Regions from separate parts of the Mus musculus genome. Here regions 2 and 3 are each linked to region 1. Evidence: chromatin loops called from intact Hi-C (ENCODE). Cell type or tissue: left cerebral cortex. All regions are shown on one strand. Links, peaks and the distances in the headings refer to the core of each region. The heading gives the core; the rest is flanking DNA.

Region 1 (10,095 bases), core at 1,003-9,002:
TCTACCCTGACCCAGAGTCTCTAGAGAACATCAGAGGTTGGAAAAAAGACCTTCCCAGGCCCACACTATATAAAGGAAGGACTACAATGGGGACCTAGGGACCGGAGGATGCTTGACTGGCAGTGGTGTGAGCCTGTCCTTGAGCTACTGGTCCAGACTATGGCTTTAGTAGTCAGTCATGGAGGCTGAAAACCAAAAGAAAGAACTGGCCCCAAGCCTAGGTAGCTTGACCTTGGGTCCTGAACCTGTCTTCCTGTTCTCTCCACACCAGGAGGCAGCCCCTTACCCCCTCCATTGCCTTCAGTGCCCAGGCACGCCTAGCCCTGGAAATGGTCCAAGAAGGCCCCGTGCGGTGCAGGGGACAGATGGAGATGGTATCTGCCTTCTGCATCCCTCCACTGTCCCTGCAGATTCAACTCTCGTTCTCATGTGCACCTGCCAATCTCAGCTTCTCTCAGGTTCCAGAACAGCAGTGGATGGTAGCAGGGGCTTGGGGATCCCCATCCAGCCCTTTGTTTTTTTACCATTGGGAAAAGAACCTTGGTCTCATGACCATTGGGTCCCAGAATCACAGTGGTATTTCGGGGGCAGGTACAGATCGCCAGCCTCCTGTTTGTCCCTACTTCTGAGGTCCCTTGGCACTGTGGAAAGTCTCAGACAGGGACGGAGCTGTTATCGTCCCATTCTGAAGGACAGGGCTTAAGCTGGTGACTCCTCGTGGCACTGTGACAACCAGTCACCTTCAGTGGGCAGTGCACAGTCCAGGGGCAGAGAACCTCATCCTGACCACTGCTGCCTGATTGGATGTTCCCTCCCTGCCACAGAAGGCTCCTGGAGACCAGGCAGAAGGCAGCAACCAGACCCTTTGTGCTTCAAACAAGTGACTAAAGAAAACAAAAACGAAGATATCAAAGGGCCACCTCAGCCTGACCTTCATCACTTGGACATCTTTCCTGCATTAGGTTTTAGAAGCAAATAAGAATGATTTCAGAAAAGAGCCAATGACAGGACAATCCATCTTCTTGGGGACAACAGAAACTGTGTGTCACCTGGGTGTGGTCTGCAGTCACAGCACCTATGCAAGACATCAGGAGTATGCCCTCTTAACACCAGTGATGTCTGCCCCTTGATGAAGCCAATAGCCCTCCTCCATTTCTTGCTTATCCCTCAGCAAATGACCTTCAGCCTTCTTGACAGAAACAGAATCATGACACAGCAAACTGAGGGACATCTGCCCATGATCCTTGGACTCCAGTCCTGGACAAAGCTCTCAGAGAAATCTGAAAGTGAAGGCCAATTGGGGAAAAGGGAGACTCTGCCGACCTCCCAGAGAGCCCTGCATGGAGACCTGGCCTCCCTCCAGCAGACAGAGGGGTTCCCAGGAAGTTCATGAGGAACAAGTTATATTTCATACAAACCTGCTCCTTGAGTCCAAAGTTAATGTCTCTTGGCCATCTCTTGCTGTTTATGCTGGCCACACGGAGGACTGACAACCAAGGAGACCAGAAAAAGGTTTCCCCATCCTGCCCAGTCACTCAGGGCTGCAATCAAGCCTGGTTCCTTCCCTGATGTCTTTAGGCCAGAGGTGAAGAGTGATTTGTGGGGTGTCCTCTGCATGTGGCCTCATCTTTGAACACTCAAAAGTCCAGCCCTAGGAAGGCATGGATGAGACCCATTTCAGATGCTTCCTGGGAACCACACCTGGATAAGAACTGCAGGGAGTTAGGGAGCCTTAGAATGATGGCTTTATTCTATGGTTTTACAAGTTTACAAACTTCTTCTTGAGATGCCCACGTGGTCTCAACCATGCATTCTAGGTATCTACTGAAGTGACATTTGTTTACCAGCAAAAACCGTGGGCAGCATAAATATCCAACAATAGCAGACGAGCAAGCACATCTAATGTGTGGAATACAACACAGCTGTGAGCAGAGAGGGGGCGGGGATGGAGAGAGAGAGAGGTTTAAGAACAAGGGGAGTAAATGAATGTGTGCTGCTGAGCAGAAGGCTAAGAAGCAGATGTGCTGCCCTCAGCACAATCCCATTGATGTGGGAGAAAAGGCAAAATTATGAGTGTTTTATATGCAAATACATGCATAGAAAGACACAAAGACCCACAATGAGGGTAAGGCTTTGGGCAGGGAAAGTAAATAGAAGGCAATCACAGAGGCAGCCTCGCCTTCCTCCAGAAACGCCCAAATTATTGCAAAGCTTACATCAAAATTATGTAAATTTTAACAGGGGAGGGAATGAGCCACTGCACATCAAAGGTTCCTGCTCTGTTTTTCTGGGCCACAGACTTCACCAAAACCGAAAGCCTCCTCCAGAGGCCGACTCCTACCGAGCTCATTCACTCTTGTCTGTCAATGACTTTGTCAATTATCTGCACACAGACAGCACTCCCATCTGTCCAGTTCTGCCATGGGTCCACAGCCACACGCCTCCCAGGACCAACAGCGAAGAGGAAGATCCTTCCTCAAAGATCTGACTCTCGCTTCTAAGGTTCGCTACTCTTCATAAAATGTCCTGGATAACACCCAGCTGCCTGCGGTATCCAGCTGTTTTCAACTGGCTCGCCTAAGCTCCCTAGCATGCTGGGACAGCACCAGAATTAGAAGCATCCAAATTTAGAGTCTCCATGGGGTGGTGGTTTGGGCTGCAATCCATATGTCCTTATCCCCAGATAGATCCTCCGAGGGACTGCCAAGTGTGTTCAGGTGCCTGGATAAGGTTCACCAAATTGCCTCAATGTGTTCGCCACATCCCCATCGGAGAAGAGAAGAGCCTTCTCAGCCTGCCTCTGCCTCACCCCTCCCTTCCACAGGCTTCACATCCCAATGCATCACAAAGCTCTCCTCATTGCTACCTCTACACTTCCTCCCTACTGGGTCTCATTCACCTTTGTTCAACCAGTGGAGCAAAGTGACCTGAAAAAGCGCTCAGTCAGTCGTGCTCCCGGGAGGCCAGCAGCCTGAGGTGCACTGGTTATCCAGAGAGACTCAGCTGCAACCCTTTCCCAGCTGACATCAGTTGATCTCCTCTTGAAGGCACTGCTCTGGGACACGTGAAGCTGTCAAGCCATATCCACCTCCCCCAAACACCCACCATCCAAACAAGGCTATCCAGGAGGCACAAAAGCTTACTGCTCTCCTGGGCATGGGTACATCCTTCAGTAGTAAGGTGGGGAGCCTTCAGGAGAATGGAGGCAAGCCAGGGACATCATAGAGCATCGATGAGAGGCAAGTCACTGTCTCCATGAAGGAGAGAAGAGAGCAGAGGTGGGCCTTGACCTGTGGGCAAGGAGATCTGGCCTTAGCCTGTCTATGCCAGGGCAGGTTTAAGGAAACGCCATGGCTTTGGGACAGAGAAGGTTTAAAGACAGAAGTGCCACACAGTTGAGAAGGCCTGACCCAGATGCCCTATAAATAGGCTTGCTGCCTGGACAGAAGCCACATAAGACAATGTGATCCCAGCCCCAGGGACTTAGAACCTACTAGGAAACAAGAAAACTTCCTTTACAGTTTACTCTTTTTTTTTTTTTTTTTCCAGAAAAGTTTACTTTTCTGCAAAGTGTGGCCTGTGTCCCACAGAGAACTTCCTGGAGAAATTCTCTGTGGACTCAAGTCTGGAGGTAGGTATTTATCCAGCCTGTCTTCCCTATCTACACCTTTGAAAACAGTTCAGGGCAGCTGATAAGCCACGAGGGATGCACACATTAGTAACTAACGGGCTGTAGCTTGTCCATGCTCCAGCCAGTAGGAGCTGTGCTCAACAGCTTCCACTTGGGTCCTGTGTTACAGGCACAGTGTTTTCATTTGGCTGGGACAGTCTACAGAGAGCCTTTCACTGAAGCAGGAGAGTCTGACTGTCACCTTTGCAGAACCGTGAGGCCACTGTCCATCAGAGAGATGACGGCTGCAATGTTGCCCATTAATCGACCCCCCTACTTAAGTCTACTTGAAACACACACCCAACCAGCGTGACACCCACCCAGGCAAATCCTAGTCTTGAGTGCAGAAAGGGACTCTTGTCTATCCCCCAGTACTGAGCCAATGAGAAACAATGCTGTCCTGACCACACATTCATTGTGGCCCTGAGTGACCTCAGTTCATGTAAGTAAGGAACTGCTTTGAATTATTCAGGAACTCAAAGAAATAATAAATACGGAGAGAAAAATCCACACCCTGATTCTGATACAGGCCACCTATCCCCAGGGTTCTTGGCTGAATTTCCCACCAACACATGAGACAGCCTTCTACTACCATGGGAGCACTCACAGATAGAATGAATGTCCCATCCAGAAACCGGATCAGAGCCATTGTGCTCAGCCCAAGGGAGCAGAGCTGCATCTAGCAGAGAGATCTAGATGTTCCTGTACATACAAAGGCTGCCAGCTGGCAGGATAGAGCCAGAGTCTGCATTCCCACCAGTTTAGGACCTGGGCAAGACAATAGGAGGTTCAGGTTCCCAAGCCACACTAAGAAAGCTTAGGCTCTTCTTATATACCAACCTTCAGGCTGGCAGAGATGACAGAAAAAGACGCCAGCTATTTAGCAGACACAGCCTTCAAACGCAGCTTTCCCAAGCTGCCCAGGGCTCCACCTGGAGTGGCTCAAGGCCACCTGAGACAGTCTCCATATCTCCCAGCCGTGGGCTGGGAGAACAAAACACTGCCCACAGCCAACCTCCTTGTTCTCTGCAAAATTGTCACCATAAAATTCTACAGTCTCTGGGATGTGTTTATAAGAAACAATTTTTTTTTTTAAAGTGAAGTTTGAGGGAGTGTAGGCTAACCATCTCTCTTCAAACAATTCTAAGTGAGTGGATTTTTAACAAGGAAGGCATCAGAAGGCTAATCCCTGCAGAAAATATCCTTGCCCGACACCTGGTCCCACTTGCTTCTTTCTTTAGGCTGTTTGCTTCCATTGTAACAGCAGAGAGGTGCCCCAGTGCCTGGGGAGTTTGAAAACAGTCATTACTACTTGTCTATCAATTTTATCTAAGCACATAGATTTCAATTACCAGACTTTATGTTTGTTTATTGTTTATTTTATTCTGAGACATAATGTGTAGGCAACATAACCCAAGCTGGTCTCAAACTCATAGCAATCTTCCTGCCTCAGCCTCTGGAGTTCTGGAATCACAGGCATGCACCCAGCCTAACAGGCGACAAGAAACATTTTAATACCTGATTGTCCTTAAGAATCCCTGGTTGCTTAGCTGAAAAGTACAAATGCCTTTGGGGGCCCAAATTCCATTCTGTTTGCTACAAGATCTCAGAAAAGTAAAAGTTCTAAAGTTGTTGGGGCCCTTTCCCCCTCCTCCGTGACTCTAAAAGTTTATAAAGGAGTGGCCCTTCAGACTCAGCTCTGAGTAACTGCAACCAACTTCCCTGTGTAGATTTGAAAATTAGAGCACTCTGCCTCAAATCCTCACACAAAAAGCCACTGTTCTGACTAACCAGGGTGTTTCATGGTCTTTCTTTCTTCTTCTTCTTCCATTTTTTTTATCCCATTTAGAAAGCCTACCCTTGGCCAGCTCTGGGTCTGATTAGAAATCATAATACTTTCTTAGCTCCCTAAGGGTTTGCTAATAATACTGGATAAACTCCCCTCCAAAGCCCTGACTCAGTTAAGCACAAGCATGCAGCCGTGTAGCTTTCTGGAACTTTAAAATATATGTGTGTGATTGCACTGTGCATGCCCCTTTAAAAACAAACTGGAGGAACCCAACAGGCAGCTAGCAAGCAGTCGGACTTCCCCAGCTTTTACACCTCTGCTCCCAGACAGATCCTTCCAGCCCCTGCTGCCTCCTGGAGGCAGCAGCTGAGCTCAGCAGAGAGCAGCACAAAGTGTTCACCGCTCAGACTGGGGGAAATTAGAGCAAAATGTTTCCAAGCTGGAGCCTGTGCACAGCTCCCGATCGAAACAGGGTTTTCATTTCATTTGGGGCAGGCTTCTATTCAGATGGGAGAAAGACGGGGACTTGGGGGCTTTATCCATTTACAATCTGCAACGAGCCAGGCACAAAAAAACAGAACCACCCCCATCCCTCCTTTCTGGTCCTATCCATTGAGCTCCACATTCTCCTGAACTAAATAAAGACCACAAAGCCAGCATCTGCTCCTTCAAAGAAAAACAAAGTTTCCATACTGGCCACAGCACAGACTGGGGTCTCAGGGATGCCACTAACCCAAGACACCTTTAAAAAGATGCTTGATCCTACCTCACATCGAAACAATTAATTAATCTGTTTGTGAGCAAATGAATGGAGAGACAGAGAGAGAAAGGGGAAGAGACAGCCAGTCTGCCTTTCACAGTGCCTCATTTTCCTAGTAGCTAGCAGCCAGGAGTCTTGGCTGACCAGGATCCCCTGACCTCAGAGTCTCCCTCACTCCCAGCCACCCAGTGAACCTTTATGCACCCTAACAAAAGTCAGCAACACTCACAGTTCACTTGGAGAGTAGATTTAAATTCAAATACTAGATTTCTTAGTGTCTGCTTTTTTTTTTTTTTGTCCCAATTGAAGTTGGACAACACTTTCTAGGAGAACAATAAATACTCAAAATTAGATTAGCAGGGGTGCCATGAAGAGATAAGATGAAGAGGAGCTAACATTCAATTTACAACTTCCAGAATTCAGGAGCTGTGAATTAATCCATCCCCACCCCCCAGAGCACGGAGTTTAAACTCATCCTAGACTCAGAATGCTCAGCCCAGTTGTCTGGTCCGCTGAAGGATGCCTCTGGGCATATCACATGCCTTTCTGGAAGTGCGCTTGTGGTTTTTACAGCCAATCTGATAACCAGAAGTAGGAGTGGGCAAACAGTGATGCCAAGCTCACCCCTAAGCTGGCTTTGGGCAACCTCAATGGGGCATCCCACATTCTCTGCAAAGTTTCCCTGCTTCCTGGAACTTAAGTACTCACAGAAACAAATCAGAGTCCAGTAGCAAACAAACATACACAGAGGTTTCCCTCCACAAATGACTGAACTCAGATCCCCCAAATCAGGAGCAGTAGCTTGCAATGCAGGCATGCAGCGTGCTTTGAGCTTTCCAATCCGGACCTGCAGGCTCTAAAGCCCCCAGCTCAGGGATCCAAGAGTTCTCAGAAAAAGCCCAGTTCTCGTAAGAACAGGAGTCCTGCCCCTTGCCGTAGTTGCTCGGCAAAGCTGTCGCAGAAGCAAGGCTTTCTTACTTACCTCAGGGCTTCCTGGGCTGTGGTTTGCCTTCCTGACGGTGAGCGCTGCAGGCTCCTTCAGTGCTGAGCAGTTTGTAGCAACTGAGATCTCTCAGGGCTCCGGACTTGCCTTTTATATACACTGCGGGAAAGTGCCTCTAGGTGGCAGTTTTGCAACCCTCGGCTCTCCTCCCGCCCCTCCTCTCCCACCACAGCGCGCAGGCATGCAGGCTTGTACAGGCGCACACGCCCTCCTGTAACCCTCTCTAGGTTGTTGTTTCCTGCACAAACACATTCTTGGGAGCCCTCAGATCCCTCCCTTTGCAAAGGCTAGATCCTATTGGGGGAAATGTCAGCAGAAGAAAAACCAAAAGAAGTCCTAGGACGTTCCAAAATGATAGAATATTGATCCAGTCTCAGGTATAGCTTTTAATAATCCCATGAGCACCGGGAGTTCCTTTGAATGCCTGTAGCTTCAGGGAAGACTTTGTTCCCAAGACAAATTACTCTGAACTTCTGAACTTCGATGTTGGTTTGTCAAGCTTGCTCTTTCTTTGTCGATGCCTCCTGGACAGAAGTCACATTTTGGAAAGGGGACGATTAATCGACCCTGTACCGCCATCACCCAGAAGTGAGGGAAAGTGCCTTTAGGTTGGATCCAGATTCTGCTGGAACTCTTACACAAAGTCCTTAAGGCCCTATTAAGACCGTGTTCCACGGAGTCGAGCAGTGCCAGTCACTGAAAAGGCCTTGTCGCAGGTGAGGTAGAGTCGTCATTGTGAGCTTAGCCAACTTTTATCGCAGTCCTCATCTTTATCAAAATCTACATTCTAATCGCGATGCACATTGCTAAGATTCCCTGTTTTGTTTTTTAAATGTGTCTCTTGCAATTCCCCATTTAGTAAAACTCAAGCACAAAATGACCCAATCTTTACTTTTAAAGCCGCGCCACTGTAACGCCTCCCCAAGTGCCCCCCACCCTCCAAAGGGCTGGTGGTCACTCTGCTCTCATGCCCCCCTGGGCCTCTGAAAGGCAGTTACAGCACCCACAGTTGAGGCGCGGGCTGTACGCAAAATCTGCCTTCACCAACACTTGCCGAGTCTATTTTCTAAGTCTCCGGAGAGTGACTGCTGAACACAGGAACCCGAGAACTTGGGGATCAGAGTCTCACGTAGGCTAGAGAGCTTCGGTCTAGGGAAAAACCTTAACAAAAGAAGTGGTTTGTTTAAACAGCCTTGCACTTTACTCCTGGCGGGGCAGATCCTGCTCAGTGAGCTCCTGAGGAGCACACCTGCTTTCCGGGCTGTGGGAGGGGTGTGTGTCTGCAAGGAGTAGTGTGAGATCTGGTGGGGGGTCATACGGCCTCCTGGGGAGTCTGTGACCTCAATGCAAGGGAGAGGCCCTGAGGCCTGTGGGCGGAGTCTGTGGCCCGGAGATGTGGTCTGTGGTCTCAAGGGTGGATCTGGGTCTAGCTAGAGGTGGGCGGTCCTACAGCCACAAAGACTGGTCTGTGGCCCCAAGGGGAGGGAGGTCTGAGTCAACAGGGAGGGTCTGTAAGAACAGGGAGTGTCCTATAGCATCAGGCAGGGACCTCTGAGGCCTCAGGGTCAGAAAAGGGTCTGGGGCCTCCGGACCCAGCTGGGCCGTACTACCCCAGGCCTTCTAGCTTTCATTCACTGAAGACGAGGCACTATTAGCAATCCGCCCCAGTTTGGGATGCCAAAGCGCCTGCGCATCGCAGCACGCCCAGGCCCGGGGCCAAATCCTCTGCAGGGAAGGTTCTTGACTGCCTTTGTCCAGAGCCCAGCACTGCCTGGGAGCAAAGCAGAGACCTGCCCTCGTGCGGCCATCCCAGGATGTCCACAACAGGGGCCGGCTCTGCTTCTCACCGCGACACATGGACCAAGGCGGACCTCAGAGAACTGGACTTCCCAGGGGGAAATGCGCTTGCTACAGCAGAGCCATATTGATGAGACCATGCACTTACTTGCTAAGAAAGAAGATGCAAAGTAATTTTTTAAAAAGTAAAAAAGTACACACCCACCCTGAGAGAGAGAGAGAGAGAGAGAGAGAGAGAGAATGAATCAAGGGTGAGCATGTAGTGTTTTCTAAGAAGGCATTGATGTTCCCCAGCTCCAGAAAAGATTGACTTGGTAAGGTTAAGCCTATTGGGCTGAGACACAGCATGAGGTCCTATTTAATGCCTCCATCCTTTGGCCAAGAGCCCACCTGGTGACCCACACAGATGACAGATTCAGTACACTGACCCAGCTGCCTGGAGCTCAGCTCTTCGGGTGCTACAGGCCTCTGGGTATCTCCCAGTCAGCTCCACCCCCTTCCATATACACCTAGGGTCTGAAGCCCATTCAGCAACAGTTCCCTCTGGAATCCGTTCTTGTGTTAGCATGCCATTACCTCCTGCCTGAATCCCACCCACTCAACACACTTTGACCCTTGAAGGGACAGGGCTGTAGCAAGCTGGGTCCTGCTCCCAGCCTGCAGAGAAAAGTGGAATAGTTGAAAATGTTGAGTTACTATGAATATGTCGGGAGATCTTCAAGCAGCTGGCCTGGGGACAAAGCATTATAATGTCCTTGTGCTGCAACCCAGGAAGACGCGTCATCTTCCAGTGGCCAGGCAGAACAGGAATGGACTGCTTCCTGCTGGACAGGACGTGCTCCCCCTCCCCCAGCCCCCAATTACTGCAATACCAGATCCCTTCCTTAGAGGTAAACTTGGTCAGTGCCTGACCCACAGAGGATATCCCAGCTGGATGGTCCAGACAGCTCCATCTCGGAACTGATTCTTGAGTCAACCCTCCCCACTTGGATGTCTCTGAGTGCCAGGCATCTATCTATACTAAAGGGACCTTCTATTCTTGCTGGGTGCCAGTCAGGATCTGAGGAACAGGTGCG
Region 2 (10,095 bases), core at 1,487-9,486, 160 kb before region 1:
GAAACCTCCTTTCACCTGGGTCCACGCAGGAGGCACGACTCCATGCTCTAGCCAGGCAGTTGTGGACATTCACCACAGATGAGAGAAGAAAGAACAAAGCAAAGATCAAGGTTTTGGACTCACTGATATGACATTCTGGGCTTGTTTGTTACTGTAGCATAGCTTACCAGATTGGACCTATACAAACATCCAGCAAGAAAATTAATAAAGACATAGGAGGGCATGAGGTAAGGTGACTTTCTTCCATGTTGTCTTCTGGAGAAAATTTCCTGGAACCTCCACGTGAGGGAGAAATGGTTAGCAGGGTCTTGGTGGACAGATCTCCAAGGCCCATGAGGCAAGGAATGTGAGCATGCCACTAAAGCACAGATAAAAAAAGGCATAGAGATAGAGAATGGTATTCACCTATACCCAGGATGCCCAGAGAAATGTGAGAGAGTGATCCCAGACCAAGAGGAGGAGAGAAATGGAATTTTAAGAAGAATACAACAGTGATCACACCCAAATAACAGAAATGAATTGACTGATGTGAACTATGCTTGGCTTGAAGTTGTCTAGATGGTTCAGTGAGGCAGAGTCACATGTGCCTTACTCAGGACCCGCTGTTACCTGGGAGACTGTGTAAAGACCATAATCTCAAGGGTATGGTCATTGGGACCAGACTATATTATGTGTGTCCAATAGCACGATGTGAGGTCCTGGCTGGACATGGGCATCTCTATGACCATCAGTGTACATAATAATCTATCCTTTTGCTTGTGGACTTGAAGATTGCTTGTCATTGTAGTTGGTTGTTATATAACAAGTACCTCAGACCTTTATGCCTTAAAACAATGAACTTATTTGTTATATCACCATTTCTGGAGGACAGGAATTCATCATCAGGACACTGCGGCTCAAGTTCTTTCCAGACTGCATAGGGAACGTGTGGTTGGGGTTACAGTCATCTATCTAAAGTCAATTGAGACTGAGGATGTCAAGACAGCTCACTCATGCAACTGTTCAGAAAAAAATCCCCATTCATCACCCTATGACCTCTCCATAGGGCCATTCGAACAATGTTATAACATGGGAGATGGCTAGGTCCTCCAGTAGTCAGTGATGTAGAAAAGGCAGTCATGAAGAGGTGGTAATGACTTCTGGTTTTAGGCCCTCATCACAGAATTTAGACCTGGTCTCCAAGCACGCACAGCCCATAATTTCTGGTGCCATCTCTCATAAGGATATGGCCAGAGAGAGGGAAACTAGGGGGTAAAAAAATTAGACAAAACCATGTGTAACTCAAATCAGCCACTGGTGGTTTCCTTAGGGGTAACGACATCAGCAGACCTGCAGATGCCTGGGGGAAGGATCCAGAGAGAAGAAACAGCAAGTCTCAAACTCCGGAGGTAAAAAGAATTTTGGCATATTCTAAGTGAACAAAGGAGAGGACCTGGCAGAGCCCGGAAAGATGTAATGGACACCAATGTCTGCCCGGGATCAGTGGGACGGGTCCCTAGAGACAAAATCTTCTGGCTGCTGTGTGGCTAATGTTCAAGCTGTCTGAGTGGGCACTAGGAGGGGGTTCAGGAAAGTTCTAAAGAGCACAGCAGAAGATGGAGAGATGGTGGGAGGTGGGAGTAGTGGAGAGAGGAAGATACGGTCTGGAGAGTGCGGTTATTCTGCTATGGGTTCTCATCAGTTCCTACCTGTGGCTTGTGTTCTCAGAGAAAATTTGACAGTATCTTTTGCCAAGTAGTTACAACTGTTACACTTGATGACAGTCTATAAGCATATCTGTAAAGGGACAATCATAGCAACAAAGGACTCCTGCCATTCTCTGTGCATGGGACATCATAAGAACTCCTGCCATTCTCTGTGCATGGGACATCATAATGGTTTAGGATGTACTTTGTCCAGTGAAGGTGTGGACGGACGGACATTGTATTGAAATAGGTCCCCCTGTCTAGGCCTGTAGTGTGAACCACACTTCTGATGATGTGACCCTCAGAATGATAGAACCAAGATATTTGTCATCAATACCTGTGGCCAAACACCTACAGAAGTAGCCACGTGGCTGGCGGCATGGTTCACAGACACCTCCTAATAGTTTTAAAATTACATCATTTCAAAACCACCACAGAGGGGGTGTGCACTGGTCTTTTGGAAGCTTTGTACTATTTCAGCTCTCTCTGGGAACAATTTCAACTCCTGAACAGCGGCTTTAGAAAGCCTCTAAATTGATTCTGTCTAAACCAAGACATAGCAGTACCCAGAATCCTAAAGCCACATGGATTCTGGAAAACAATTTCTTTGGGGCCCCCAGAAAAACGATGGAATAAATAACACAGCAGATGTGTGAAATCAGAGAAATGTAGATGTCCCATAAACAGCTCCTTCCACTGAGCATTTTCTTTTGCGCCAGCCACTACACCTCATGTTTGTTTTAACACAAAAACTAATAAAAGCCCCATTCCTCCATGAACCCCGGGATGGCTCGGCTCTCTTACAATTTTTTGCAAGATCCGAGTCAATTGGTTGGATGGAGAAAGCAGATGTGGGAAAACCCACGTCATCTCTTCCTCATAACACAGCATGCTTAACAGCTCCAAGCCTCAACTCCTGCTGAATGGACAGCAGGGTCTCCTGTCCAACAGAGGGCAGCTCCTGGGTGTATGTATCTGTTCTAAGAGCACTAATTCAGAGGATGACTACATGCAAGGAGAGGATTCAGAGGTGGGAGGGCCAGTGGACTGTGGCTTCACTGGCTAATTGGATTTGCTGGTAGGTTTGGAGCTTGCTCTCTGGCCTCTCCTCCAAGCCACCCAGCATCTCCTCCTCACCTGGGAACTGACCCCAGCACAGCTGTAGTTATCTCAGCTGTGGGCCCCACTGCCTGGATGTTTTGTGTTCTCACTTGCTTTTGCACATTAGCCACAGAGTGTTCTGGAAGCTTAGGAAGGAAACTGAACTGAGCAGAGCTGCATGACCTGAGCAGGGGATGTGGGAGGGGAACAGCCCTGGGAGGCCCAAGGCCCAGACATCTGCATTTTGGTTAAGACTTTTTACACAAATTCTCAGGTCATCTCAATCGACTCTCCCGCCTGGTGTAGTATTGTGGGGAGGGTCGTGCTTACCCCCCTGAGTTTTAGATAAGAGGACACAGTCACTCAGGGCGAGGGCGTTGGGTTTTTCCTAGAAAATGGTGGGGGAAACACCTGGAACAGTGAGCAGCTCAGTGGCAGAGTCTAAGCTGCTCGCCTGGATCTCAGAGAGAGGAAGATGGCAGCAGATGTGGGTGGGGAGAGAAGTCAAGGCAGGAGGACAGGTTGACCATTCTAAGAGAAGACACGTCAGTAGCTCTGAGGTAAATGAAGGGACTAGGAATTGGTGACAAGAGTGGAATCAGATGCAAGAGATTTTCTAGAAATGACACTTGCTTTCTAGAAGTGGCAGTCTCTGGGAAGGTATGTGGGAAGCAGTCAAGTAGGGGGAAGAGGAGAAAGGAGCTCCTTTCCTGACTGAGCCATCTCACCAGCCTCCAGAAACTTCTACTTTTACCCAAACATGAACATAATATACATGGATTGGAGCATATAACTCTCCCATTCTAAATGACCAAGACGATGTTAAATATCCACATCATTGTTAAAGAGCAAAATAGTAGGAGATAGTCTATACTCCAGTGTGTGGGGGCATGCTGTGCACACAGATGTTTGAAAATGATGTACAACCAATGTGGCAGGGGTCACAGAAGTCTGTGTTTGCACAAGGGGGTGTTTGCCCACTCAGCTTTCCAAAACTGGGCTCCAGGGCCCTGTAGTGGCTGAACCCTGATGGTGCCTGAAGTTAAGGAAGGAGTGTCAGCAGAAGGCTGCTCTCTCTTCTAGGGCAGGGGAGAGAGATGCAGGCCTCAGCTCACACAGTGTTGGCAGGGAGCAGATGTGATGGACAGGGGTGCAAGCTTCCAGGTATGGTCGCAGCCTACTGAAGCTGAAGGAGAATCATCATGATGTACTCCCCACTTTCATCTGGTCCTTGGATAACCACCAAAAGATGCATGGCAATAATGTGTGAGAAGTAACAAGAGGGAAAAGAAAAGAATGACCTGCGGCAAAACCATAGGCCATAGTGAACACAGTGCAAAGGCCACCAGCAGTAGAGGGGAATAGTCACATGAAGAGAGCTTAATATCTAGCTATCATGAAGCACTTCTATAGATGAACAACAGCAAAGACATGACCCCCTCTTGATTAAATGGGCAAAGGGTATGTACAGACATTTCTCTAAAACTCTATAGTTGGTCAGTAAGTTAGTCAGGAGGGAATGCTTGCCACTAGTTATTAGGGGATGATGAATCTGAAGCAGGAAATGTCACCTCACAGCTACATGAATGGCTATGAACAGAAACCAGAGACTAATAAGGATGGAGAGGTGGAAAGAATTCCATTGGTAGAGTTACTGTGGAAGTTACTCAATGCATTCAACAGAGGATTGACTCACTAGCAAGTCCACTTATGAGTACAGACTCAGAAGTGCAAGGAGGGATTTGAAGATACAGATATTGTATATGTACAGTCGCAGCAGGAGTGTTTGCAAATGTTAAATGTGAAAGCAATAGACGTGTCCATCAGTAGATTAATGGAAAATGTGGTATATGCATCCAGTGGAATATTATTCAGTCTTGAAAAGGAAGAAGTTCTCATCTATTATGATGCAATCAAACCTTGAGGACATTATACTGAGTGAAACAAGCCAGCTGTAAAACTCAAATAGCATTATAATCCCACTTATGCAAGTTTCCTAGAGTTGCCAAGTTCACAGAAATAGAAAGTAGACTGGAAGTTTCCAGGAGCAAAGGCACACTCTCATCATGTAATGGGGACAGAATTTCAGTTTGGGAAGATTAGAAAGTCTAGAGATGGATGCTGTTGAAACATACCCTTGAAAACAGTCATGATGACTGCAAAGCCCACGTTATATCCAGAGCACAGCACTCTGGAATGCTCCTCCCAATCTCCAGCTCTCACAGTCTTTCAAGCCCCTCCTTGATATTCCCTGGGCCTCAGAGTGGGTGATAGAGATGTGCCACCCAAGGCAGATCACTTGGCAGCCTCTAGTCTCAAAACTTGGTGAGTTATAACCCTCTGCTTTAATGACTGCTCACAACTAAAAGATGCTTCACTAAGTAAGAGAGCTCTGTCACTCAATGAGTGAGAAAGAGAGACAGAGACAAAGACAGAGAGACAGAGAGAGATGCACACACAGAGAGACAGACAGACACAGAGAGAGAAAGAGAGAGAGAGAGAGAGAGAGAGAGAGAGAGAGAGAGAGAGGGAGGGAGGAGCAGGAGTCATTTTAAGGAGGTGGTATGTCAACAAAGGAAGAGCTATGATCACAATATGTTATATAAAAAGTAAGAAATTCTCAAAAATGTTTATGATATGTTTGATATAGTGTGCATTTCATCAAAGACGTGTAAAGACACTGTCCAGCATCTTCCCTTTGCCCTGTCACCTGCTCTCATGGCACAGACCTCAAGGTCAACAGAAAAGTATTCTTAGGGAGCAGCAGATGTGAGCCCATTGAGATGACATAGTAGTCCTCAGAAAGAGGAGTATTCCTGAGGTCTGATGTACAGAGAGAACCATAGGCTAAAACCTCACATGTACACCAGACCACTGTGGACGTCAAGTGTGGAAGGTTCTCAAATACTAGCTGTGGCTCCTCCATGTGATCCATCTACACTGCTCCTGGTATTTATCCAGAAGACCACACGTCAGGATATCACAGAGATCCTTGTTTATCAGTGTTTACCACAGCAGTCCTTGCAGGAGCTGAGTTATAGGCCCAACCTAGGTGTCTAATAACAAAGGAAACTTGGTCTCTTGGCTAAGGAAAATGTGGAAACCAATATTATCTGAGACAATCACACTAAATGAATTAAGTCAGTCTCAGAAAAAAAAAATGAAAATTATGTTACCTCTCACATGTAGGTCCTAGATTTTATGCAGATACATAAGAACATGTATATTAACATGAAAGTAGACATGATATTACTGGCTGTCTATGAAGACTGACGGTGGGAAGGAGAGGAGAGAGGGCAGCAAGGGGTTTGTGTTTGTGCTCAACACACAGAAGATTCACATTAAAAACCATGACCCAGCATCCTCCACAGCTGGCAGTATGTCACTCAACTCATTAGCTAGCTGAGTAGGGTAACAGCTCTGTGAGAATCTTTGAGCTTTTTCTTTTATGATTTCTGTGACTGCAGGCCAGCACACAGATGTGAGAATGCAATATCCCTGTGTGTTTGTGACCAGCTCTTTTCCACCTGTGATATACCTCGCTGAGATGTCTCAGGAGATCTCGATTATTAGAGGCAATTACTAGGAGGACGATTATTAGGCTTTTTCTCAGAACCAACACCCGTGGGTTGACCAGATGACTAATAAAGCAGTTAACAGCAGAACTGTAGTACCTGCCAACCACCTATCAAGGCCTCTTGATAGACTGTGTGAAATGACTGTTGCTGCTCCCAGCCACCCTCTGATGGTTTTAGTGTTGGGAGGAAACCTAGAGACCACTGATGGCCAGGAATGTCTCTGAGAGGCCCCCTATCTAAGGGTATTCCAGAGCGTGGGTCCCTCAGCTTAAATCCCTCTGTCTTGACCTATTCACCCTCAGATGCAAAAAGCAGCATCTGGTTTGCCAAGAACACATTCAAACACATTTTCTAAAGGAAAAGTGATGTTGAAATATCTGCAAGCTTGGCAAGCTATCAAAGACTGTTGGGAGCAGAGACCCTTCTAGAATACCATACCTAAAGGGTCCCAATCAAGGAGGAAGCAAAAAAATCTTCATTTCCAGGTTTATCTCGGTTGTCTGAAGTGGTTAAAGCAAGCACATGTTACTTCGAAAACCCAAGGAGAAAGGAGTACATACTCTGAAGGTGACAACATTGTGGGCTGGCTTCAGACACTGGGTGTGAGCGTCCCAGGGGCACATTCATTACAGTATCTATTGGAGAACATGGCTGGGGAGAATTTGAATATCAGATTTCATGTGAACAGATGTTAAAACTAATGAAATAATATTTGTCCTGGCAACTTCCCCAAGGATAAACATGATTACTGATTAAAAAGACAGGGTGTCAGACTATAAGTCCTGGGCCTGCTGAAGCAGAAGGCCTGACCAGAAGACCTAGCTTCTCCCAGATTCCCCTTGCAGGCAGAGAGAAATGTATAGAACTCAAGGCTGCGGCTGGTTCTCAAGAAGAAACCAAAGATGTGGCTTAAGCTCCAAAACATGGCTCTGAAGTGGCCATAGGTGAAGACTGAAGTGATGGAAACAGCTCTAGCTGTTAGACACCCAACTTAGGTTGAAACTGCATCCCTGCTGTGGGAGAATAAGGGGTAGGACCCAGTGGTTGGTTTTAGCGTTGACTAGACCAGGATGGTGATGGTTGATTGTCATCTTAACAAGATCTGAAATCCCCTAGGAGGCAAGTCTCCAAGCACATCCGTGGGGGATTATTTAGTCTCTGCGCATGTCTGTGAGGAGTTATGTTGATTAGGTTAATTGAAGTGGGATGACCTAGCTTAACAATGGGGGGCACCATTCCCTAGGCCTGAGTCCTACACTGAATAAAAAAAGGGAGAAAGGAGGCTGAGTGTCAGCATTCAGGGGATGTAATGTCTCGAGCTGTTTCTAATTCCCTCTGTTTTTATTTCTCCAGGAGAAACCTATCCTTAAGTTGCTTGCTTTAGTCAGGCTATTTTAATCCAGCAAGAAAGTAAGACAGCCAAGAATGGATTAAGTCACTCATGGACTACTCATTCTCTCTCTCTCTCTCTCTCTCTCTCTCTCTCTCTCTCTCTCTCTCTCTCTCTCTCTCTCTCTCATGTTCTTTATACCTTGACTACAGCAGAGGCCTCAGCAGATGACTGTCACGGACTTCCTGGCCTTCAGAACCAACCCTTAGCCAAGTAACTCATTCTTTATGAATTACCTAACCTCCCCAACCAGAGAGAGGCATTTATAGCAGGCTCATGGCAACCGTTTTGTCCTAGGTGCATGCAGTGTGGCTGACCTTAGCAGACACTCTGCCCAGCTGGAGCCTGCTGGGACTCTCCCAGAACTTGAGTATACATAGTCCTGTCCCCAGAAGACTTCTGTGAGCCTGTGGGGGGTGGTGGTGGGGTGGACCTTAGAGTGTGCAGAGAAGAACCCAAGGGCAGTGTCATTCTTAGAAAGTTAACTTAAGTTCCACCAAATGTCTGGAAAGGGAACTTGGGAGACAGCTTGGTTTTGCCACAGAAGAACGAGGACCTGAGTTTAATGCCTAGAACTTATATTCAAAACAAAAACAAAACAAGAAGAAAGTCCATGCAGATATAGATATGGTGGTGTGCATCTATTATGCCCGGGCTAGGGAAGCATAGGCAGGAGGATACTCGGGGTTCACCAGCCAGACACCCTAGCCTCAGTGAGCACAAGCCAGTGAGAGACACTGTCCCAACAAAGTGAGTGACTTTGGAGGATGATGTCAACTCATGATGACCTTGGGCCTCCACAGACAACACATATGCATGTAGACTGGCACATATGCAACAGACACACACATACACAGACCACACACACACACATATATATATATATATATACATATATATATATATACACTATATACCACATACATACACACACACACACTATATATCACATACACACATAATACATACCACATCACACACACATACACACACCACATACCACAGACATGCATATGCACACACTCCACACACATACATACCACAGACATGCGCACACACACAACACACACTACATACCACACACACACACCACCACCACCACCACCACTACACACAATACATACACACATACACATGCCACATTCATTCCATATATACTACATATCACACACACCACACATGCACACATACACACACATATACACACAGTATATATCACACACAAACAATACATACAAGACCACAGAACAGACATGCAAACACATACATACCACCACACACACAATACACACACACATATATACCACTGTCACACATCATACATACTACATATCACACACATTACACGCACACACACATATACACACACCACATACCACAGACATGTATACAATACACACACACATACCATATACCAAAGACATGTATACACATACACCACACACCACATACCATACACACACACACACACACACACATACACACACATACATGGACACATGCACACATGCACACATGCCTAAGAAAAGAGTTCCTGGCTGTGACACTGAAAACATGAAATTGTAAGAGGATGCTAGGATGTTTGCAATCTTTCCTGACTATGTCAACATTCCTCGGCTCCGCAGCTTCTTCTCTGTGGCTATTTTCTCCATCACTGGGAATAGACATGAAATGTGCCCTTTGTCTAAAATTCTCTAATTTAGAGTTATAATTGTTTTGTTTGTTTGGTTGGTTTGGGGATTTTTTTTTGAGGTGCCAATATAACTGTTTCTATAATTGCTGTTGAGAGCTCATTGGATTCCAAGAACCCTCTAAACTTCAAACAGAAAAAAGAAACCCTTGCCTGAGAGCATATAAGTTGCTACAGCTGTTCTCTCTAAAAATGCCTGTGACTTGTTTTTCCAGAAGAGGAAAGTGCAATACACTTTTTAAAGAGCCTAGAACTCTCATAAAAATAGCTACTTTTGTCAACATGGTTTTATTGGGTTATGAGAAAAACAAGAAAGCCATTATTTCCATGTCTTAAATGCTCAAGTAATTTATGTCCTCCACAGTACTGCCCATTAAAGCACAGGTATGAAACAGTGTTGCCAGAGACATGAGCACAGGGAGAAAATGCTCACCGTGTGATGCTGACTGAAGGCAAGCAAAAGAAAAGCTGCCCACATAGAGTCCTTGAGATCCAGATAATAATATCATTTTAAGTGTCAGCACAATTTACCAAACCTGTGCTGTGTGCCAGATTATCAGGTACAAGGTAGCACTTGTTTACATCAAATCTCTACAGGACAGGAAGGTGTTATTCTCATTTTCTAGATGAGAAAACGGGTTTTGGGGGAGC
Region 3 (10,095 bases), core at 1,484-9,483, 140 kb before region 1:
GACACAAGACGGCCGTTTTCTTATGACTTTCTAAATCTGGCCATGCATATACCTGCAGAGCATCTGTAGCTGCTGTAGGATGTCTTGGTGAACTATAGGAGAAAAGAGGGGTGATGGAACCAATCATTACACCCTCATGACTTTCAGACAGTCTCTCTTCCACAACTCTGTATAATTCACTCCACCTGCAGCCCTGTAACCATGGACTTGAGCAGAAGAGTGGCCATGCACCATGTGACCTGAGAGTCCTTGGCTCAGGAATTTCATTTCAAGCTCAGGTCTGTGGAAGACCACATCCACATGTGTCCTAAACCTGTGCTTCAGGCCAGAGCAGGCGCTGGAGGCTTAGGAGGCTACTGGAAAGCTTGCCCTAACCATATTGAGATGCCAACTTCACTTGTCGTCATGCATCTGAGAAGAGGTGAGCCCTGCACATGGAAGCCACATGTGGCTAGCAGAGGATCCGCCCTGGTTATTTACAGTAGCTGACAGCCTAGACAGCGTGAGGCTACATTTGGAATTTAAGAAGATATACTAGTGGTCACGTAGCCCCATTCACATCCTCTAAGAGAACTATGATGTGTACGCATATTTTCACAAACACCAGAAGCTCTGGGTAGCACATAGTTCAGTAATTTGTGCAGCCTGCCCAGACTGTCAGCTCTCTCAGTGCTTGGTGAGATCTTAATTCTTCCAGAGTAAGACAAAAAGCACTAGAAAAATAACAACGAAAGTCGAGATTCTTAAAAGTATTTATACAAGTTATATATCACCACTAATATTCACTGATGTCCAAACGCTAATTTGAAAGAGTTCGTGGAGTCTGAACTATTTTGATGCATAAAATCAGCTGATCTGGCCACAGATATCTAGCAAATGAGATGCATATGCTATTTCTTATTTCTTTTCCTGTGTGGAAAATCCACATAATAAGTTTATCTCGCTTACATCCTGTCAGAGTAAGGCTAGTGAGAAGGTTCGGGGGGGACAGATGCTAGCTGCCAACTCTGACATCCCATCACAGGCCCTACAAGGTGGAAAAAAAAGTTACAAGTTGTCTTGTGGTATTGACACACATGATATCAGACACACACACACACACACACACACACAAACATATATGCATACATGCATGTGCACACACATTAAAATGAAATAATATTTTTAATGAGATTCAACTACCTGAGATTCAAATTCCTTCATCCCACTGTGAGCAAAGTGAGTGATCACTTCTAGGAGTCAAGTCACTTAGATGAACTGGGTTCTGTTCCTAGCACATGGTCTCACAAAGGTGCATAATTCCAGTTCCAAGGGATGTGACACCTTCCTCTGGTTTCCCTGAGGACTTCACACATGTGTTGCACAGACATACATGCACACACACACACACACACACACACACACACACGTGTATATATATATATATATATATATATATATATATATATATATATATATATATATATCTTTTAAAATGCAGGTAGGTTCACTACTCTCATTTTTTCTTAAAATTTAAATATTCTAATGCTACAAATAGCCAGAACATTATGCAAAGCAGGGGAAAAGGTTCTCTTGGGTTGAAAACATGTAATCTTCTGAAGATAAACCAGCTTCCCCCTCCTTGTCTCCAATGGAAGCCTTGGTTAGGGTAAATGTGGAAGAGAGGACGCCACAATTTCTTTGTGCTAACAACATGCATTTCTTTGGAGTGTGTTCAGGACTCACTTGGGGAGAGAAGAGAGGCACAGGAGCACAGAGGTGAAGCTAGGTTCACTCCCAGGCTTGTACAATAGTACATACACCAATCAGAAAGGCTGAGAGCCCTGTTGCTATGAACACGGAGCAGAAGAAAGACATCAAGTATCTTTGGGGGCAATGGGCAGCATCTCACTACCAGGACCATAAGGAGAGGTGATCTCTAGTGGACCATGGAGTCTGCCCTTCAAACATATAACTTAACCCTTATGATTCCAACTTATGCAAATAGAGACTCAAGTCCCTCACTTGTCTTTAGGCTCTGGGGATTCAGTTTGATTAGAACAGTGGCAGGCTAAGGTATTTTGAGCTCATGATTAAATTATTGTTGCCTTTGACATCAACTTGCCATCTGGTCAACCAGACTCTTCTCCATTAATCACCAACTCATGTCTTCTCAGAAAAGGAACTGTTAAGAGCAACATTCCCTGAATGTCCTCACCACCACTCTGGCTATGTGGTTCCAAAACTGTGTTCCTCACTCAGAAGAGATTTCTATCCCCTCTAAAGCTAGCATATAAGCCTGGAGTCTGCCCTTAACCCTGTCCAGTAATCTGGATAGGAATACATCTAACACTATGCATGCAATGTGGCCTCAAGCACAGATTGTACCAGCCATTCAACTCTCCATTAAATCCGTACTTTAAAATATTATTAAGATAACAATGCATGAACAAATTCCAATAGAATACATGAAAATACTTTAAAATAGAACAAAGACTATCCCATATGGTCTACCATGCTGCTAAAGACTTGAAATCTCTTCATTCACACCTCTTTTTTCCCCTTTCTACGTTTCCCCTCAATCCTCTGTAGGAATCTCTGGTTTGCATTATTTCTGGCCTGTCATTACAACATTAAGCTCTGAATGTGGCCATCTGTTCTCAGGCACAGTATCCACACGCAGCAGGAACTGGCCCGTCTCTCTCTTCTGCAAGCTGAGAGACATGTGCATAAACTCCACCCCTCTCTCCTTCGAATTTGAATTAGGGCTTCCGTGCTTCTCACATTCATACTCCTAAGCTTTAGAGGATATACTTGAGAGTTCTCAATATCGATCTATAATCTGCAGGATATGGAAGTATCATTAAGTAGAAAGTTCCCCTTTTCTCAGCTCAGCAGAATGTCCTGTGCCTGGAGTGAAGACTTCTTGTTGTGTAAATGAAGCTATGAGTAACAAGATTAAGAATCACGGGAAGTATCCATATTTTGTAAAAGTCAGGAGACCAGTGGAAAGGGACAAAAGCAATGAGTAGCATCAGTATGAAGAGCTAAGTCTGGAGAGAGAGAGAGAGAGAGAGAGAGAGAGAGAGAGAATAAAGGGTGGAATACAGAGGCATCCCTTGACATGGGACCACAACACTCAACATTAACTCAAGAGAAATGAAAAGCTATCTACTTATGAAAACCTATACACACTGCTGATACCAGCTTTGTTTCTAATTGTTAAGAACTGAAAACAATTCACATCTCCCTCACCTGGGGAGTGAATGAGAAGACTGCATCACATCCAGAAAGCCAAGTAACAGTTTCAGAGACTGGGAGCGAGGTATGAGGGAATGAGTTGGAGGGAACTTGAGTGTTCTAAGCATTCACAGTGCAGGCAGCCATTCAACTGTGGGGGTTGTCAAGGCTTGTCAAACTGTACGACAGAAAGGTAAATTTTACTACATGAAAAGCCTATACAATAAAACTGACTATTAAAAAAACTAGGGTGAAGGTCTCTCAAATGTATGCATGTGGGGCCTGGGGAACTGGAAGACAATTGCTCAGTCTGGAAGGGACAACAGAGAGCTACTGCTAGGATCCAGTGAGGACCACAGAGCATTAGAATTGGGATGCTCCTACCAGTCAAAGAACTCCAGCCACCAAAGTGTAGACTGAACATTGGGAAGGATTGTGACAGCACGACATCTCTCATTCTGTCTCTACATTGGGAGTCTAAATTGCTACCCCAGCTCATCCTTGATCTTTTCCTTGTTTTCCATAATTTAGCAATGCTCATAAGCAGTTTATAGTGTGTATAAGTACCCACAGAATTGTCTCTGACTGCCAGCTGCCCAAATAATGTCACAGGCCTTATCATAGGGTATTTCCCAACTATCTCATATAAAATAATCAACCTGATTGTTCTAATCTTAAGTTCTTCCACATAACTCATTAGTTACCTCTCCCTCAATCCTGGCACCTGTTTCTTCCTCTGTGTCTGGCTGGCAAATCTCCCACTTCTCTCTCTTTGCCAGAGTTCCAGTCTCTGCCTGGAAGTTCCACCTATCCACTTCTGCATTGCTATAGCTCATTCAGCTCTTTATTGACGCAATCAGGAAGTGATAGAGAAGGCATTTACAAAGCAGACAGTTGATGCTTCATAAAAATAACAATACCACAGTCCTGTCTATACTCAAATCTCTGCAAGTACAGAAATCAACATTTGTATAACACAAAGACACTCTTTACATAGTGTACAAGAGATTATCCACACATATGTGTTTATATGTACATGTAACAGAAGACAGCCTTGAGTATCATTGTTCCTAAAGAGTCATTAACCTGTGTGTGTGTGTGTGTGTGTGTGTGTGTGTGTGTGTGTGTGTGGTCTCTCACTGGCCTGGGGCTTTCAAAGAAGGCTAGGCTATCTAGCCATTGAGCCCAGGGGCCCACCTGCCTCTTTAGTGCTGAGATTACAAATGCATGCTACCATATCTGGCCTATTATATGGGTTCTGGGGTGTCAACTCAGGTCTTCACACACTTAAACACACTTAAGTGCTTAAGTGTGTTGAGTGCTTAAACACACTTTACAGACTGAGATGTCCCCTCAGTACTTTGAACCAAACTGTAATTTTTGTTAGTATAGAATATTAGTTTTTATAGTAATTAGATTATATAGACTTGTTTGATTTCCTTCTGAATTCTTCCTCATAAACATGTGGTCTATATCTGACTTCACTTGCTTAATACTTTGTTTTGGACTTTATATTGAGTCTTAAAAGATTTCATAACAAGATTCATTGTCTCCATGAAGTTTGCATGTAGATATGGCCCTGATTTTACAGACAAATCACTATGTGGCTCTTCACTCGTGCAGCTCATGTCACACAAGGAAGGTATTTTTCTATCTACAACTTACTGTAAGCCTCAGAAAAAATTATATCTTCAGCTCTACCAAAAGACTTTCTGCCATTAAGATGTGTGGTGTAGCTTTGCACCTTGGCCTCAAACTTGATCTTTATGTGATGGAATTCTGCTGCTGAATCAATTGCACCCCCACCCCAGAATAGATGCACAGATCCTTAAGATATTGTAATAAAAACGTGTCAGTCCTATATCATCTCCCTCAGTGCAACCCACACATTATTTAAGAGTGAGATGTGAACCCAGGTCAGGCTTCAGCCATAGGTGTGAGACGTGGGTACTGCTGGTTGGTCTCCAGCTTCTGCCTTAGGTGTGAGATGTGGGCAGATTCTCCGGATGGAAAGAGAGTTTGGGATGCTGCTTTTCTCGCTCTCAACTTCACAGTTTTTTTTTTCTTTCAACTTGCATTCATGTGATGTTTCAGATAAGTGCCTTCCCTGCTTCCTGCCCGATGCATAATCAGTCAAGAAAAGCACTGGAAATGCCAACCAGCAAAACATGCTTTCCCTTTTGGTGCAAAGGATGACCCTCGTTAGCACAGGAAACACCTATTCTCTCTCTGCATCCCTCTTTTGTCCTTCCTTCTTTCCTTCCCATCTCCCTCTTTCCTATCCTTCCTCCATTCCTTCTTAACCCCCTCATTTCCTCCTTCCTTCTTGCCTGCCCCTCCCCACCCTCTCCTTTCTTCTCCCTCTCCTTCCCCTCCTCTATTCTTTCCTTCTTCTCCCTTCTCCTTTCCCTTTCTCCCTCCTCCTCTTCCTCTCCCATCTTTTCTTCCTTTGCCTTTCCTTCTTTCCTCCCTTTCCTTTTCCATGTCTCCCTTCTTTCTGTAAACCTTGGCACCACAGTCATAGGGCAGGGCTGAGTCAGATAGAGTCCCAGCCAAGGCAGCACGTGGACAGAGAAGGGGGTACCGGGAGCACCAGGTGGCTTGGATGTCACAGCTGGAGCCAGAAAGCATGTGAAGAGTCCAGAGACAGCTTCATATATGAAATAAAACAAATGGATATGCTAATGAGAACATGGGAAGCAGTTGCAGTGAGTCCTGTGGTCTCGGAGGGTCTGGGAGGAGAGGGACACACAAAACAAAACAACAACAATAAAAACAAACCAAAAAAAAATCACAAGGGCACCAGCACACATGGCGGTGACCAGCAGAGCACCCAGGTGGCAGCCTCTGCTCTCTACTGAGAGGAGGGGGACCCTTTGGAGTAATGACAGCTCCAGGGCTGGGAGCCTGGACAGCTCGATGGGATAGAGTGAAGAAGCACATACCTACAGATGAAGATTAGACAAGGACACAGCAGCCACATGGAAGGAGCTTCCCCAGCCCCAAATCAACACTGATATCATGAATTATACCCAATTGAATAAAACAAAAATTAATGCACAAAGAACTATTTTTATCAGATCTGATTGACAACTAAGACATGTGAGTATCAGAAAATCCTTACACCTACCTGTGGGATACGGTAGAATTAATTCACCCCAACCCCAAAAAATGATGGACCAGAAAACCAGAAAGTTAGTTTGGAGAGAGGATCTGCATGCATCTCCTCACAAGCTACTTATTGGTGATAGTGGGGAAAGCAGACCATGCAGAGAAGGTTAGAGGATTGCACTTAGCCACACTGTCAGCATCAGCATCTCCAGGGATGGGACAACAGAAAACCAGTGGCCACTGCTGGGATCCAGTGAGGACTACAGAGCATTAGACCTGGGATGCTCCTACCAGACTTGGCACATGAGTCTGTGGAGAAGCATCAGACACTCCCAGCTAGAGGCCCTGTTCCAGAATGAGCAGCCTGTGGACTCCAGAAGTACCCAGTTCACGAAAGTCTAGGAAACTGCTGTAGAGTAGAGACAGACAGACAAGACAGCTTAGTGCAAGCCATGATCTTGGCTCAAACATTTTGATATAAAGAAGAATTTTGGGCACAAGAGAGAGATGGTTGAGCAGTTAACAGTACTTGCTGCTCTTGCAGATGACCACAGTTTGGCTCCCAGCACCCACGTTGGCTGGCTTACAACTGTCTGTTTCAGATCTAGAAGAGTCAATGCCCTCTTCTGGACACACACACACACACACACACACACACACACACACACACTTTTTTTTTTAAAGAAGAAACAATTTGCAGACAATTGGCAAAACAGAGTCTAAGACCTCAAGAATGGTGAGCTGTTCACTTTCCTGCTGCAAATGGCTGTCAGTGGCTGTGCTAGAGAGTGACCTGTGCTCAAGAAACAGGAATGGGAGAGTTCCCTGCAGTGCCCTCTCTGCTGGCTCACAGGCACTTCCTTTTTTTTGGTTTTCTTATATATTTTTATTTCTGTTTGTTTAGAATCCTATTAAAATTAAAGAATAAGCTTAAGCTGCAACAATGGTAATGCATTTAAAATGGCCAGCCCCAAATCCATGTAGCTTTTGACCTAGAAATACAACTGCTAGAGTCGTATCCTATGGATGTAATCAGAAATTTCTGCAAAAATTGAGCTGTAAGCTGTTTTAGAGAGGGTTATTTATTGGTTTAAAAATGGGAGCTAACCTGAAAAAGACTATAATAGGATTTAGGGACATAAATTATGATCTAAGCATGAAAGAATATTAATACGGCCATTACGGAAACTGAGAAAACCAGTTAATGGCTTGGGAAAACGTTTATGATCTGTATTGAGTAGAGAAGGCAGGTTAGAAACCAATATGCCTGTTTCATCTTGTTACCGAAACAAGAGCAAAGCAAACACTGTGTGCATAATGGCACAGGGAACGGGTGGGGTTTTAGCCAGACCCTTCACCACAGGAAAGCCTGGGGTCTTACCCGCGGAAGTACCATGAGCCTCCAGACCTGGGGTGTCAACAGTGTTCCCCAAATGTGTTTGATCAGGTCTTTTACTTTCATCTTGGACTTGTCCCTAAAAGTCCTAGTGGGTTTTCCTATGCTTCTAAGACACCCAGCTTCTCCTGTGCCTTTATTCTGATGGTGTTCCATCCAAGTTACTCTACAGCACCTTTCAAACACAGACTATCACCCCACAAGGCAATCATCCAATACAAGCATTAGTAAAACCTACAGGTCCTTAGGGACATCACTTTGTTTCATGTGGGCTTTATATTTCAGGCTGAGGCTCAACTAAGATGGCCACTCCCAGAGGAATACTCACCCACCTTTAGCCATGGCTTCTGCATCTCAGAGTACAAGAACCATAAGTCCACTCTAACCAGAGAAGGGGCATGGCATGGGCCCTGTGTCTCTCATGCAGCTCAGAAAAGCACATAGGGTCCTTAGGTTGTCAATCACCATTCACAAAGCACCACCAAGTATCTCCAGAGCCCAGGGTTGGGTGCCTTCATAGAACCTTGTCTGAGTCCTCTGGAGGGAACCGTTTCACACATCACTTGTGATGGGGGTTGACATGGAGAAAGAGTTGCCCCCTTGACTACAGAAGGCTTCAAAGGCTTTGTGATAATGTCCACCCAAGGCTCCTCAGGAAGTGTGAAGGGAAGGCGTCTCCAGAGGCTAACAAGGAAAGGTGCTTATTAATGACAGACTTCCAGTGTGTGCTGGGACCATAGAGGCCTTCCCTCCTCTTTCTAGATGGCAGTCAGAGCACGGGAGGGCATCATGACTCAAAGACTGAGACCATGGATGTCCTCATTAATCTCCCAACACTTGACTAGCTAGGGCTACAAAAAAAATTTTAAGAGGATTTTCTCTCCTGCATTAATCACCAATTCTGGAAGAGGAAATGTGGGCAGAAGTCTTACCCCTAACCTTTGCTCCCTGGGATTACTCCTCTGAATACATTAGAGGACATCAAGGACTTTGCAGAGCTGGTTAAGGTTACTAATTAGCTGACCTGAGAGTAGGGACACCGCCCTCAGTTATGTGGGTGGGCCTGACTCTCATCACATGCGTCCTTGTCAGCAGTCTTTCCTTGACTGTTGGAAGAAGAGAAAGTGAGAGTGGAAACATCAGGAGGATTTGAAGGGAACTGTTGGCTTGAAGAGGAAAAGGTCCATGTATCAGGGAACTGGAGGCATTGGGTCCACAGCATGGAGAGCCAATGAGTAGCCATATTGCTTTCAATTCTGGGAAGCACCCTGGGTGTCTGACCTACAAAATCGTTTTATGTGTGTTTGGTGTGACTGTACACTGCTCCTACTCAGTGAAAATACACAATGGAACAGAACAAGAACAGAATTTCAGCAGATGCAGCTGCCTCAGTGTCACAACTATGGGAAACCGTTCTTTCCTGATATCAAGAGTGGTGAAGCCCAAGGGGGCAGTAAGCAGAGTTACACAAAGGACTGCCTGAGATAAGAGTTCAGGCTGTCAGTAGCTTCCTTGGGTTATATAGTCACTCCTCCTCAGGTATGGCAGACTGAGTAGGCCAACAGACACCAACGTGCCATTTAATTAAACTGGCAAATCACAGAGCCCCAGAGGATCACTTCCGGGATTGATACCTTAGCTTTTCATTACAGAAAGCTTAACATCGCTGATGGGGCTAAACCTAATGTTGGCCATAGCTCCAGATATCTGCAGTGGATGCATTCAAAAGGAGGCAAGGTTCAAGGAGCTAGAAGATGGCTCAATGGGTAAAGTGGTTGCTGCATAAAAGGGTCAGAATTCAGATGCTCAGCACCCATATAAATTCCAGGTCAGGAAGATACCCGAAGTCAAGCCTAGGCCTCTATATATGCATAGACATGAGTACCATGCACACAAAGGCACATGTGCATACACACAGAAGTTTGATTTTGATAAGTATACCAAATACTAGAAGCCATAATGTTCATCTTTAAAGAGAAAAAAAAAAGTTACCTAGACTTGTGACCACCCAACCCTGACTCTTCTAGAATGAACAGTAACATAAAAAGACATCAGTTTTAATTGCCAGTACCTAGGAGAGAGAAGGCATAGTCACTGCTGGCAAGCATTTTAAAGAGCCTTCTAATTAATTCAATGTCCTTTCCTGCAGCCTGATGGGTTAAGGGGAAGTGACAGATGTCATGTGTGCTGACTTCATGGAGCTTTTGACTTCGTTCCACTTGATTTACTCATCAGATCCAAAGTAAACAGGCCTCTGCCCCTAGCCTGGAGGGGGGCTTACAGAGCCAACTCACTGGTTCAGAGAGCTGGGACTCCCTAGATGACATCTGAGAAAAACTAGGAGAGCACAACAAGGCTTCCTGTGAACT

Evidence for each region. Hi-C counts contacts between places; a loop is a spot of excess contacts. Peaks named below come from ENCODE experiments on the same cell type or tissue, not always from the same donor. Only the 100,000 strongest peaks of a DNase experiment are listed, where the experiment ranks them.
Region 2: a loop joins it to region 1, with 2.8 times the contacts of the local background. A loop is called at or near these places in 8 of 42 quality-filtered maps.
Region 3: it touches region 1 in a loop (2.6-fold over the local background); 3 of 42 quality-filtered maps call a loop at or near these places.

The regions. Positions count from the first base shown.
Region 1 is chr1:90,201,194-90,211,288 of GRCm38, reverse strand. It overlaps Ackr3 (atypical chemokine receptor 3), which reads right to left and starts at 7,309. Exons shown (of 2, transcript NM_007722.4): 1 at 7,202-7,309. In left cerebral cortex, for the core only: CTCF peaks have their summits at 5,822 (motif pointing left) and 7,331 (motif pointing right); DNase peaks (open chromatin) are centred at 5,802, 6,798, 7,309, 8,916 and 2 more places; H3K4me3 peaks cover 3,751 bases; H3K27ac peaks cover 3,718 bases.
Region 2 is chr1:90,357,150-90,367,244 of GRCm38, reverse strand. The region is part of intron 1 of Gm34992 (a long non-coding RNA gene); the gene reads right to left. Among named protein-coding and RNA genes, the nearest start is that of Gm34992, 24 kb to the right of the region's middle. In left cerebral cortex, for the core only: no CTCF peak of the experiment used is centred there; DNase peaks (open chromatin) are centred at 2,203, 3,454 and 4,810; H3K27ac peaks cover 255 bases.
Region 3 is chr1:90,342,360-90,352,454 of GRCm38, reverse strand. All of the region lies in intron 1 of Gm34992 (a long non-coding RNA gene), which reads right to left. Among named protein-coding and RNA genes, the nearest start is that of Gm34992, 9.7 kb to the right of the region's middle. In left cerebral cortex, for the core only: no CTCF peak of the experiment used is centred there; DNase peaks (open chromatin) are centred at 2,651 and 5,225.